2 separate regions of the Homo sapiens genome follow, and region 1 is linked to region 2. Evidence: chromatin contacts called from ENCODE Hi-C or POLR2A ChIA-PET data. All regions are on one chromosome and are shown on one strand. The core of a region is the stretch at or near the end of the contact, and the rest is flanking DNA. Distances in the headings are between cores, read along the strand shown.

Evidence for each region. A loop is a pair of places that touch in the nucleus more often than their neighbours do. ChIA-PET counts read pairs that join two places held with the same protein, here RNA polymerase II (POLR2A). Pooled maps may share reads with other maps.
Region 1: a loop to region 2 is called in a pooled map, with 5 times the contacts of the local background. The contact joins the promoter of GOSR2 here to the enhancer-like site in region 2. A Hi-C loop is called at or near these places in 1 of 168 maps with a recorded cell type or tissue (HCT116) and 9 of 50 pooled maps. POLR2A ChIA-PET finds 5 or more read pairs at or near these places in 1 of 52 experiments (endothelial cell of umbilical vein).

Annotation. Positions count from the first base shown.
Region 1 is chr17:46,921,417-46,924,942 of GRCh38, reverse strand. It overlaps GOSR2 (golgi SNAP receptor complex member 2), which reads right to left and starts at 1,783. Exons shown (of 6, transcript NM_004287.5): 1 at 1,722-1,783. The coding sequence starts at 1,750. It overlaps GOSR2-DT (GOSR2 divergent transcript), which reads left to right and starts at 2,072. Exons shown (of 3, transcript NR_186460.1): 1 at 2,072-2,132. It also overlaps a transcript of LRRC37A2 not described here. RefSeq lists an enhancer at 1,083-1,807.
Region 2 is chr17:46,769,816-46,772,445 of GRCh38, reverse strand. WNT3 (Wnt family member 3) reads left to right here. Exons shown (of 5, transcript NM_030753.5): 3 at 2,398-2,630. It also overlaps a transcript of LRRC37A2 not described here. Among named protein-coding and RNA genes, the nearest start is that of WNT3, 48 kb to the left of the region's middle. RefSeq lists an enhancer at 1-443. Within about 2 kb of position 1,250, at least 15 of the 41 ENCODE cell types and tissues checked have a DNase peak (open chromatin) inside an H3K27ac peak, as active enhancers do.

The DNA.
Region 1 (3,526 bases), core at 534-3,033, 150 kb before region 2:
ATGGGTCATGGCCTTCTTGGCAACATCCTTTAACTAAATTAACTAGATAAGACCATACATAACAGATTAACTTCAAGGCACTACTATGCCCATTGTGCCCTGCTATTGTGAAAGATAGGCCCTTTCTTAGTAACATGAACATAATTTCGTTTCATTCTTTCTCTAAATTACTCACAGACTAGTTTTAAGTCCCTTCCTATAACGTTTATGTGAGAATAGGGCTCCCCAGTGTAAAAGAAAATTCTGTCATTACAAAGTAGGTTCTGTATTTTCGCCTGTCCAAATGAAACACCTCATCGCCAAAATAAAAGAAACCCATAAACTTAGAAAATGAAAGAGAAAGAGGATCATCACCCTCTTATTCCTCATGCTTCAGGGCATTTCATTTCCAGGCCTTGGGAGTGTGATTTTAAGTGTTTTAATCAACAAAACTACAGCATAAGTTTGAAAGTTCTCAATAGGATAGGTATATACCTCAAAAAATTGAGAAGAGAAACTAAAACAGATACTTCTACACCAGAGTTCATAGCAGTATTATTCTCAACAGCCCAATGGTGGAAACAACTCAAGTGTCCATCAACAGATGAATGGATAACAAAATGTGGTAGACACATAAAACGGAATATTATTCCGTCATAAAACAGAATGAAATTCTGGTAACAGGCTACAATATAGATGAACCCTGAAAACATTAAGTGAAATAAGCCAGATACAAAAGGACAAATTCTGTATGACTCCACTTATATTAAGTATCTAGAATAGGTAAACTCATAGAGAGAAGTAAAACAGAGGTTACTAGGTGTTCTGGAAGGAAGAAATGAAGTGCTACTGATTAACAGGCACACTGGGATGATGAAAAAGTTCTGGAAATGGATCGTAGTGATGTAAGTTGTGAATGTACTCAATGTCACTGAATTGTACACTTAAAAATTGTTAAAACAGTAAATCTTATGTTGTGTATATTTTACAATAAAAAATAAAAATCATAAAATTCCGTCCCTCCAAAACAGGGTAAAAATCATAATTCTGCCCCCCGCCCCCAAAAATAGGGTAAGTATGGCCCCATTAATACTCAACTACGTATCTCAGCAATTCCGAAAGTGCAGGACGATGCGAATAAAGGACACTACCAAGGAATTTAAGTTATGAGAAACTAAATTACAATTTGATTTTCTTAGCGATAACCTGTAACCAGATACGATTAACAAGTAATAATAGTGAATGCTACGTGGACAGCAATTTCTTTGTACCATAAAAATGTGGTCTTTAGTATAAATCGAATAAGAATACAAATACTTTCCCGTACGTGCCCTGACTCTCCAATTAAACAGTACACTCCTACGGCCAGGGGCCGTGTCTCCTACTCCGTGTCTCCTCTCGAGGTCTACCAACCAGGAGCACCGAGTTGACAAGTGCTGGACAAAGTTTTATAACCTGCAGGTGCCAGTTTCCCGTCACCCAGTCTACCCAGCAGGTAGTCACGAACTTGCAGACCCCAGGAGTCATCTGCCCCACGTCTCCAGGCCCCAGCCTGAACCCACTGTCTGTGGCTGACCTGGGAGTCCCGCCAAGGATTAAGCACTTCGGAGGCATCCCCAGCAGTGCCCTGGCGGAAAAACTCGGCCTCTACCCTGGCTGACGTCCGAGGCCTCAGCCCCAGAAGCCAGGCTCACCTGGCCTCGCCTCGTCTAGCCCCTGCCCGCTCCCCGACCGGCCCTCACTTGTGCGTTTGCTGGAACAGGGGATCCATGTCGCCGGCCCCGCAGGCCACGGCTCCGGCTCTGGCTTCCTCGGAACACGTCCTCACAGCCCCCCTTCCGGTTTCCGGCTTCCGGTCGCAGGACCCTCCCTCCCCTGCCGGCCAGGGCTGCCCGCACGCGCGCCTTACTAGCAGTGGTTGCGAGATCGGAGAAGGGGAAGGAGAAATGAGGCCGGCGACGGAAGGATAAGTGTAGTCACAGGCTCGGCTTCACGTGAAGGGCAAGGCGGTGTACATGTTCGCTGAAGGCTAGCCTCAGGATTCAGTCAGGCGTTAGGAAGGACAATCGCGGGATACTAACGAGAGGTCCTCAGAGCAAAGTTGAAGGCGAGCCGCTATCATCTGCTGTTCTCTGCCGCAGAGAGGACTGGAGGTTCTTGCTTGGCTTCACTTTAAACCATTTAATCGGGGGTCTGGAGATTTCGCTCTTCACTGTTTTTCCTGGCGCAAGCTTTTCCTGTTTCGCATTTGTCTACTCACTCTCCCGCCTATCTACCCCCCATTCCTATTTATCCATCCAGTAAACCTACATTGAATGAGTGGTTATTATGTGTCATGTGTAAAGTAGGGAAAACCGGGTTCCTCCTGCCCTCAAAGAGGTTCTGGTCTGGGAAAGGAAATAAGATATGTATACTCTCAAAAGACAAAATTACAAGAAATGTAGTTATAGATTTTTTTTCTTTATTTTATTATTTTTTATTATTATACTTTAAGTTCTAGGGTACATGTGCACAACGTGCAGGGTTGTTACATATGTATACATGTGCCATGTTGGTGTGCTGCACCCATTAACTCGTCATTTACATTAGGTATATCTCCTAATGCTATCCCTTCCCCCTCTCCCCACCCCACAACAGGCCCCGAAGTGTGATGTCCCCCTTCCTGTGTCCAAGTGTTCTCATCGTTCAGTTCCCACCTATGAGTGAGAACATGTAATGTTTGTTTTTTTGTCCTTGCGATAGTTTGCTGAGAATGTTGGTTTCCAGCTTCATCCGTGTCCCTACAAAGGACATGAACTCATCATTTTTTATGGCTGCATAGTATTCCATGGTGTATATATGCCACATTTTCTTAATCCAGTCTGTCATTGTTGGACATTTGGGTTGGTTCCAGGTCTTTGCTATTGTGAATAGTGCTGCAATAAACATACATGTAAATGTGTCTTTATAGCAGCATGATTTATAATCCTTTGGGTATATACCCAGTAATGGGATGGCTGGGTCAAATGGTATTTCTAGTTCTAGATCCCTGAGAAATCTCCACACTGTCTTCCACAATGGTTGAACCAGTTAACAGTCCCACCAACAGTGTAAAAGTGTTCTTATTTCTCCACATCCTCTCCAGCAGCTGTTGTTTCCTGACTTTTTAATGGTCGCCATTCTAACTGGTGTGAGATGGTATCTCATTGTGGTTTTGATTTGCATTTCTCTGATGGCCAGTGATGATGAGCATTTTTTCATGTGTCTGTTGGCTGCATAAATGTCTTCTTTTGAGAAGTGTCTGTTCATATCCTTCGCCCACTTGTTGATGGGGTTGTTTGTTTTTTTCTTGTAAATTTGTTTGAGTTCATTGTAGATTCTGGATATTAGCTCTTTGTCAGATGAGTAGATTGCAAAAATTTTCTCCCATTCTGTAGGTTGCCTGTTCACTCTGATGGTAGTTTCTTTTGCTGTGCAGAAGCTCTTTAGTTTAATTAGATCCCATTTGTCAATTTTGGCTTTCGTTGTCATTGCTTTTGGTGTTTTAGACATGAAGTCCTTGCCCATG
Region 2 (2,630 bases), core at 1-2,500:
TCTAGACGCGCTCCCCAAAAGCGAGTCACCTCTGATCGCTCTTCCCGTCTCCGGCCAAGAGCCAGGGGAAAGCGGCTCTGGGAGCGCTACCCATTCACTCCGCGTTGAACGTTTTAAGTCACCACCGTAGGTTCTGGCACACGCCCCGGTCCCTAGATGGCCCGAGGACAGGTTTGGGTTGCGGGGGGAGGGGCGATGTGTGCCCGAGAGTTTGGGAATTTGCTGGCGGCGGCGAGGAGAGCATCCCGGAAGACGCCGCGAGCGCATACGCGCCCCGGTCGGTGCCCAGAGCCCGGACCTTGAACCCAGGTTCGCGCCCAGCTCCGGCCCCACGTTTGCACCCCGCCCCCGGCGAGTCCCCACACCACCGCCGCGTGGGCGGCCAAGGGTTAATCTCTGCCCCGCGCTTTGAGACCCGGGGCGCAGCGGGTCGGGCAGCCCGGGGCGCGCGTCTTCCGCGAGTCTGGGGGCGGCGGGGTCGGCGGCCGGAAGGGGCGAGGCGCGGCGGCGGCGCGGCGGGCCCGAGGCGCTTCCCCAGGCGGGGGCGGGGGCAGGGGCGGGGGCGGGCGCCGGAGGGGCCTGGGCGGCCTGAAAAGCGCCCGAGCACCGCCCCCCCACCGCGCGGCCGCCGCGCCATTCACACGCCCTCTGGCCATTCGGCGCGGCGCGGCGCGGCGCGGCGCGGGGGCGGGGGGCGCCGCTTCAATGGGGATTTCGCGGCCCGGCGCCGGGGCCGGGGGCGCGGCCCGGCCGCGGGAGCCGCCCGTTGCTACGCGGTGGCGGCCGGCCCGGCGGCCCGGGCCCGGCGGCCGCATTATGCGGGTAATGCGGTGTGACACCGCGCGAACAAAGGCGGATTGAGCGGCCCAGCGGGCCCCGCCGGACGGGGAAGGCACAGCGGGGCTGTCAGCGCCGCTCCCAGGCTAATCCCCGCCCCGCCCCCGCCGCCCCCGCGTTCCCGGGGCTGGGAACCCAGCGCGGCCCGGGGCCCGGGCGCCGCTGCCGCCGCGAGAGGCCGCAGGCCGGCCGGAAACGAGGGGCGCCCGCCCTGTGAACCCGCCCTCGGCCCCTCTTCCCCGAGGCGCCCCCAGGGCTGGGGCGTCTAGGATTGGGGCGAGTGAGCGGCGCGGCTGGGACCCCGAGGCCGGGAGCACAACTGGACGCGGGACGTCGGGCCCCCTTGCCGCCGTCCTCGGTCGGCCCTGGCAGCGCAGGCGCGGGGCGCGGGCGGGACCAGCTCTGCACTCTTCGCCCTCCCGTCGTTGGAAGTGGGACGGGCCCCTCTGTAGGTGGCGCAGGAGGGCGTGGGGGCCGCGGAGAGCGGCCGCGGGAGCCAAGAGGGGTCCCGGGCTTCCTTCTTGCAGCACTCGGCCCACAGCCCAGGAGGGGAGGCGGGCGCCTGGCTTCTAAATAAATTTGGTCACATTTATGACCAATTTTGCCGACTAGGCCGGCCCGGCGTTTCACAGCCTGTGTCAGGTGGCGAGTCACCTCCGGCTCCCGGGTCCTGCCATGAGGAGAGAGATGGTTGGGCTGCAGGTCTTGCAGGCCTTGGCCTCCCTAATCGTCAATGTCCACATCTATAAAATGAGTAAAACTTTCCATGTGAATGAAGCACATGCAGAGACGATGACCGTTGTGAGGAGGCTGGAGCACACCCTTGAGAGTCTCTCCTTTCCCTGCGCTGGACCCTGGGACAGAACCAGGGGAACTGCCCGGTGTCCCTACCCTTCTGGGAGGGAGTTGGCCGTGCCTGGGCGTGAGGGCAGGAGAATGGGGATGGGGAGACTGAGGCACGGGCCACTGCCCTCCTGGTGAGGGGCTCTAGGAGCGGAGGGAAGCCGTGTCCATTTTACAAAAAGGGCGACTGAGACCGAGAAAAGGAGAGGGGCCGTCCCTATGCATCCACGTGCGGAAGGGGTGGGCCTGGGCAGGTTTAGGCTGTAGATTCCCAGGCCTCCCTCCTTACAGACCTGGATCTCACTCAGGCGTGGGAGGGCTCAGGCCTGTGCAGGGTGGTCTCTGGACTTTGGGAAGGTGGAGGGCAGGGGGTGTGGGACCAGGACAGAAGTGGCTGCCTTATCTCTGCAGCAACCTGCCAGAGGTTTGGTGTCGGCGCCTGTTTCTAACAGGCACTGCTTTGCCCTGTGGCATTTGAGGTCCTGAGCTAATCAGCAGCCCAGGGCCTCAGTTTGCTCATCGGTGAAGTGGGAATACCCAACTGGGTCTAAACCAGCCAAAGAGGGTGGGGAAGCTGCCTCCCTCTTGCCTCAGGGCTGGTGAGCTCTTCAACTCTTCCTGGCCTCGTTCCCCTCACGTCCTGGCCTGGGAGGTGGAGGCAGGGCAGGCGCTCCCAGGCCGGGTCCTGAGTGCTGCCTCCCCACGACCTCCCCGCAGCCACCCGCGAGTCGGCCTTCGTTCACGCCATCGCCTCGGCCGGCGTGGCCTTCGCCGTCACCCGCTCCTGCGCCGAGGGCACCTCCACCATTTGCGGCTGTGACTCGCATCATAAGGGGCCGCCTGGCGAAGGCTGGAAGTGGGGCGGCTGCAGCGAGGACGCTGACTTCGGCGTGTTAGTGTCCAGGGAGTTCGCGGATGCGCGCGAGAACAGGCCGGACGCGCGCTCGGCC